Regions from separate parts of the Mus musculus genome. Here region 2 is linked to region 1. The links are chromatin contacts, found by POLR2A ChIA-PET in ENCODE. All regions are on one chromosome and are shown on one strand. Each heading gives the region's core, a stretch centred on a gene start or an enhancer-like site at or near the end of the contact. The rest is flanking DNA. Distances are from core to core; before and after follow the strand shown.

Region 1 (3,487 bases), core at 409-2,908:
AAAAGGATCATCAAACTCAGTCCAGACGTAATCTCCAAACACAATATTATGCCGGTTGAGCAGCCTGTAAACACTCGACTTTATATCTTCTTTTTTTGCAGTGCTAGAAAGATAAATAAAACATATATAAAATATCTTAGTTAAGAAAAACACTAAAAGCTGGGCGTGGTAGCACACGCCTTTAAGCCCAGCACTTGGGAGGCAGAGGCAGGCGGATTTCTGAGTTCGAGGCCAGCCTGGTCTACAAAGTGAGTTCCAGGTCAGCCAGGGCTACACAGAAAAACCCTGTTCCGAAAAACCAAGAAAAAAAAAAAAAAACCAAAAAACAAACAAACAAAAACGACAAAAACAAACAAAAAAACAAAAAAAACCCCACTAAAGTATAGCTAGGTCTGGCTGTAATTTCAGCATGCAAGCTGAGACAGAAGAACTTGTTTCAAACACAGACACTCAGACACACACACACACACACACACACACACACACACACACACACAGACACACACCTTCCCTCCCTCAGACCTCAGACATATACAAGAAAGTCATTAGTCAAGATGGGGCTTGGCAGTGTACTGTCTTAGGATCAACTGTAGGGTCCCAGGCCTGCAGTCATACCATCAGCCACCCTCAGGCTAATTAGAAAAAGGAGGTGCCACTAGTTCTTCACACACTACTATGAAAATTAATAAAAATTCAGTGTTTGAGACAAGCCTGAAACATTATGAGCATTCAATCCATGTTAGCAGCCCTTTTAAGGAAAACCTGAAAATGCATAGCTGTAGGGTCTAACCTGGAGTACGTACATAATCTTTGTAACAGGAAATTTGCCACTGGATTCTGGCTTTGCAAATTAAATACTTGCTCTACTGACACTGCACTTCCTTGCACCCCTAATTGACTGGAGATCACTTCTGTCGCTTAGCAGGTCCTATTACATGGAGCTCATCGTTAGGCTGTGCTCCATAGGCCAGTCAGTTGAGAGCTGTGGGGTCCTGCCAGATAGTCTGGGATGGTGGTAGGGTCTGGATGGGATATGCGGCAATGTGAGAGGTGAAACTCAAGAGTAATGTGTGGTGGGATGGAGGGCAAAGTCGGATCATGCTGTTAGGGTCAACTGAAGTGGGGTGGAGGTGTGCTGGGTCATACTAGGTGGGTTCATGTCAGGCTGTTCAGGTCGTGCGAAGTGGGGCCGTACTGAGGGGTGGGACGCTGTGGGGTGGAATCCTAAGAGTTGGGGTAAGGTCGTGCCACTCGGAGTCACGCGTGGTGGGGTCGGATCAGGTCGCGCCCCGCGTGGTCGGACTCCGTATATACGCTCACCTTCCGCTGCGCTGCAGAACCTCCACATGGACCGCGGGCGATTCGGCAACACAGGGAAGCGCTTGCTTCAGGTCGCCCACCGCCTCGTCCATGGCGCCGCCGCCGGGAGCCGAGGGAATGCCGCCGGAGTGAGGCCGCGGTCGCCTCCCTGCGCCCTGTGCGACAGCCTTCTCCGATGTAGGAGGATCCACCTTGGCTAAGGGCCGGCCAAATCCACTTCCGCCGCCCGAGCCGCTCGGCGCTTTGCAACCCGCCCCGCCCCACCGAGCTTCGAATCTGCCGCGCGCTGCGCACCGCCCCACCCTGACCCGGAAGCACTTGGCGGTGGCGAAGGCGCTACTTCCGACTGGCGCAGGTCGAGCTACCGGCAGCCGCTTCTCACCGGATCCCGTGCTATCTCAGCCATGGGCAAAAAGCACAAGAAGCACAAGGCGGAATGGCGCTCGTCCTACGAAGGTGCGGATCCCACGGGCGGGGTCTAGGTTGCCGATACGGGCAGGGGAAGGCGTTCCAGGGGAAGGGCGTGGTCTGTGCTGGGCGGGGTCCCGTGAGAAGGAGGAGCTTAGAGCCAGGTAGTGGACAATCGTAGGAGGGGCGGGGTTAGAGCTGAAAAAGGGAATCTGCTGCGAAGAGGCTATAGGCTTCTTTTTTGGGTCCTGTAGCCACTATGTACCTCCTCTCTGACACCAGGAAGACCCGCAGCAAAAAGAGGGCTTCCGTGAAGGAATTGGGGTCCTGGGTCTCAGGTCGGGTTGTTGTACCCTCGGAATATCCTCAGTGGTGATTTTGTGGTTTGAAAGAGAGGATTGAACACCAATCTGTCAGTTTGAGATTACATAGTCTGTGGTTTTGACAACTCCTTGCTGTCTAGATTCACACCCACAGGGGTGCAGTATTTCTACTCAGTATTTTGCAAGCTTGACCTACGTACGGTCTGTGTGCAGATTATACAGACACGCCACTGGAGAAGCCTCTGAAGCTGGTGCTCAAGGTGGGAGGAAGTGAAGTGACAGAGCTCTCAGGATCTGGCCACGACTCCAGCTACTACGACGATCGCTCAGACCACGAACGGGAGAGACACAGAGAAAAGAAGAAAAAGAAGAAGAAAAAGTCAGAGAAGGAGAAGCACCTCGATGAGGAGGAGAGGAGGAAGCGGAAGGTAAAGGTTCAATGGCCTAAGATGGGTCCCTAATCACGCCTGGCTATACCGTTGCTGCAGTTCTGGGCTTCCAGGGCATCTTCAGGTGATGCCTGTCAGGTGTCAGGAGTGGCTCTTCTTCCCAGTCTGGGGAATGCGCAGACGTGTGCGGAGCCTGCATTACCAGTCTAAAAGGGTTCTGGCTGTTCTGTGCCCTCTATTCTTCCATACTTACAGGAAGAGAAGAAACGGAAACGGGAGAAGGAACACTGCGACTCAGAGGGGGAGGCTGATGCTTTCGACCCTGGAAAGAAGGTGGAGGTGGAGCCACCCCCAGACCGACCAGTGAGAGCCTGCCGAACACAGCCAGGCAAGACCCTGTCCCCAAACATGAGTTTCCTACCTTGTCTATAGCGTGGTTATCTAGTTGTTGGGGACATTTCACAAGCTAAAAATGAGTAAATTCTCTTGAAGACTGGTAAAACAGACACATGGATGCCAGAGACCAACCATATGTGTCCTACAAAACCTACTATATTTTTATTTGGTTGGTTAGTTGTTTTGTTTTGTTTGTTTTTCTGGTTTTTTGTTCTGGTTTTTCGAGACAGGGTTTCTCTGTATAGCCCTGACTGTATAGTACTCACTCTGTAGACCAGGCTGACCTTGAATTCAGAAATCCTCCTGCATCTGCCTGCCGAGTGCTTTGATTAAAGGCGTGTGCCACCACGCCCAGCGAAACAGGGCTTTTTACTGTAGCCCTCTCTGTCCTGGACCTTACTCTGTAGATGAGCTGTCCTTGAACTCAGAGATCTGCCTGCCTCTGGCTCCTGAGTGTGGGATTAAAATGGTGCACAACCACTGCCCAGTTTATCTACAGTATTTTAATCTGGTTAAAGTTTATCGTTTTTTAGTGTAGAAGTTTAGCATTATCTGTTTTACTATTCCAAACAGCACCATCAGGTTAATGTTGCTATATCACTCATATAAGAAAAGCATATATCGTGGAAATATGGGTAATCTCCCGTGGGA
Region 2 (3,487 bases), core at 680-3,179, 120 kb after region 1:
CCCTAGCCACTATGCCTTCCTCACCTTGACTTTTATCTCCTCCAGCTGTGAGTCAAAATAAACCTTCTCACTCTTAAGTTGCTTCTTTTTCTTTTTTTTTTTAAAAAAGATTTATTTTATTTATTATATGTAAGTACACTGTAGCTGTCTTCAGACACTCCAGAAGAGGACATCAGATTTCGTTACGGATGGTTGTGAGTCACCATGTGGTTGCTGGGATTTGAACTCGGGACCTTCGGAAGAGCAGTCGGCACTCTTAACCACTGAGCCATCTTGCCAGCCCCTTAAGTTGCTTCTTGTCGGTTTTTTTTCCCCCACATAGGAAATGAGAAAACCAACTAATATACCCTCTTACTAAATAACAAAGTCTTTATACAGAGAATCCTCCTGGTTGACCTGAATACTATCAGCCAATAAAATCAACCTGACACAGTTTTTACATGTACTTGGAACACTCTCCAAGAGAAACCAGATTCTTGGGCATTAAACAATCTCTGCAGACTTAAGCGAACCAAAATCATACACAGTATGTTCTCTGACAATAATAGAATTACACACAAAAAAACAAGAAAACCTCCCGACACATAATTCGTTAAAAAGACATCCCTAAAGAATAAAAATGTGAGCAATCACTAAATAATTTGGAGGTCTAAGAAGATACCTAAAGGGATATTTGAAAAGCATATTAAAATCAATGAAAATTAGAACCAGTCATGGTGGCAACTGCCTGCAATCCTAGCCACTTGAGTGTCGGACTAAAATTCCAAGGCCAGGTTCCGTTAAAAATGGAGATCAAGGTCATCTTGGCTTAATAACACACTTGAAAAATTAAAAAAACGTTTGGGGTGAAGTCCCATGACAGGGCATTTGCTTAGCATATGCAAAGCCCTATGTTCTATCTCCAGTACCTTAACACACAGTAGAAATATAAACACTAACAAATGTGTTAGTGTGTGCAGCTATGTGATACGTAAAGAGAAATGTACAGATTAAGAGATTTAAATTATAAAACAAGCTTTAATCCACACGTTTCACTTCTAGAATCTAAAGAGGAAAATAAATGCAAAGCAAGCACAGAGAAAAAGGTAAAATTTAAAAACAGTGAAGACAAATCAACCAACCCAAAAGTGGTGTCTTTGGCATGACCAAAAACCGTATATCTCCAACATGACTGAAAGATAGAGCCAGATTAAGTACCATTTATGAAAATGGGGAATATCCCTACAGGCCCCACAAGCATTAATAAAATAGTAAGAGAATGCTGTAGTCAGTTCTATGTAGATATGGTTGACAATCAAGAAAAAACGATTTAGATAACGAAAATGCACTCTAGGTGAAACCACTATAAGTTTAAAAATCGTAATCGAATTTAAAAAATGGTAATCGAAAATCTTCAACAATGGAAAATTCTAGGCCTGCGTGGTTTCCCTGTCAAAGTCCAGGGGAAAAAAGTTAAAAAGGAAAAAAAAAAAATCACAACACAAATTCCGCACGATCTCTTGCTCAAAACGTAATGGGGCCTTGATGTCCAAACCATATAAAAAGAGACCTGCATCTTCATAAGCGAAATGCCATGTAGGAACCCAGGAAGACAGATGAAAGCTGCTGCAAAAAAGAAGCGGGGGGCTCAGCCTGACCGCGGTCCCACAGAAAACCCAGGCCGCGTCCACCGGCTCTCCAGGACCTTAGCCACGCCCTTCCCCACAAACCCGCCCAGCCGGCCCCGCCTCCTTGCCCCACGGGCCGAGACCGTTTGTGGTCAAGTGCCATTCGCACGGAGGCAGAGCTATCAGGCCCGGCAGGCCAACCCAGTCTGTCCCCCACGCACCCAGGTCGCGGTGGGGACCCAGGCCGCTGCGCTCTCGTACAGTCTCTTCACACAAAACCAACCGCTGGCCTGGCGCCATGTTTTCAAACCGGACGCTGGCGCGCGGCGCCTGCGCTGTGACGTGATCTGGAACGGGCGGGCGGGACCAAGCCTGCAAGGGGCGGGCCCAGGAGGGTGGGCGGAGCTTCGGCTGTGTTTAAAACTTTCTTTGGGACAGGTTCACCCAAGCCATCCTAATCCGCTGAGCTCTGAGTGCAACCTCACCCTGCTCTGGCTCCTCCCCAGGACAACCCCATTGCGTTCAGTGCGGTTTGTGGAAACAGCTGTTAGTGCCCGGGGCATTCGCACCTACTCCCACTTCCATTCATTTCCTACTCCCTCCAGGAGCCTTCTCTCCTAAGGTTTCTTCCTGTCCCAGCCCCTGAGATGCTCCCCCCCCCCCCCCCCGCCAACCCCCACGCACTTCCAAAAGTTCTCATCATGTGGCTGGAGAGACAGGCTGTGTGCAAAAAAAAAAAAAAAAAAAAAAAAAAATTTCTCCTAACTAAGACACATTGAAAGTCCTTTCATCAAACCTGGGGTCTACTAATAACTTCCAGGCATTGGAGAGATAACTAAGCTTTTCAGAAGCAAATTAAGGCTTGTATGCTTGCCATCTAAGACATGTGGCGCCTCAGGACACAACACAGATTTCAATCACCCTCTCTTATTCTATTTTCTCTGACCAAGATCAGAGTCCAAGTGGGACCTTGGGGAGACGGATGGTCTGTCAGGGACAGACCCAAGACCAGCTTTTCTACTGCAATGAAAGTGCCAGTAGAAACTTGGGAAGTAACGTTTCTGTTTACTAACGTTTTACATCTTCACTGAAGAAAGAGGGACAAGGATTAGCTTTGCACCCTGCAAAGATTCCTACAAGCCTATGATTTCTTACAAGCCTCAGTAAAAGGTTATGCTAATGATTAATTACTACCAAGTACTCTTTCCGGTGGTTTATTAAATACCATCTGCCGTGGTAACATTAGACTGTGGCCAAACCTACATGCATTTAAGCTGTTTTATGTCCTTAAGTTCCATTTGAGGTGTTTAGGAGTGAGCCAGCAGCACTTGAACTTGATTTGGTGCTGGTGAAGACACAGAGCAAGGAACAGTGTTGTGACTCGGAGATAGAGATGATGAGCCAGGCTGGGTCACATCAGGAACAATCCCTTCTGCCTCATAGTTCATAAAGCTTTCCCAACTAGACCTGGAGGTTAGCAGGAACCTTCCTTAGCTGGAGTCCCACAGCCTGGTCTTCCCTACTACCTGGAGAGTTGGCAGGCAGTCCTACCCAGAACATTCTGTTGATCTCACATACACACCCCCCCCCCATGCTGCTCCCAACCTTGGCATTCATCAGCTGTCTGAGATGGGGTAAGAAGAGCCACTGTTGCCATGTATAAGGCTTGTGCTTCTTTTTGTATGCTCTCTCTGTAGGACATGCCAAAACATGTGCTGCTTAAGACCCACAACCTAGGCCAGCTGGACATTGGTGGGAGCAGAGGAGGCCTCTCTGGCTCTTTCTACCTGATACCCCTTGTGGTTTTCTAGGATCTTCCATGGAGGCTTTCACTCTCCAGCCTGAATCTCTAAACATGTGGGCACAAAATATATAGTCAT

The links. ChIA-PET counts read pairs that join two places held with the same protein, here RNA polymerase II (POLR2A).
Region 2: POLR2A ChIA-PET joins it to region 1 with 20 read pairs in embryonic stem cell. The contact joins the promoter of Cep72 here to the promoter of Brd9 in region 1. POLR2A ChIA-PET finds 5 or more read pairs at or near these places in 4 of 5 experiments (Patski and embryonic stem cell).

Annotation. Positions count from the first base shown.
Region 1 is chr13:73,936,170-73,939,656 of GRCm38, forward strand. Brd9 (bromodomain containing 9) reads left to right here and starts at 1,659. Exons shown (of 16, transcript NM_001378947.1): 1 at 1,659-1,776; 2 at 2,265-2,479; 3 at 2,696-2,828. The coding sequence starts at 1,725. Trip13 (thyroid hormone receptor interactor 13) reads right to left here and starts at 1,598. Exons shown (of 13, transcript NM_027182.2): 1 at 1,321-1,598; 2 at 1-103. The coding sequence starts at 1,412.
Region 2 is chr13:74,060,356-74,063,842 of GRCm38, forward strand. Cep72 (centrosomal protein 72) reads right to left here and starts at 1,930. Exons shown (of 12, transcript NM_028959.3): 1 at 1,829-1,930. The coding sequence starts at 1,907.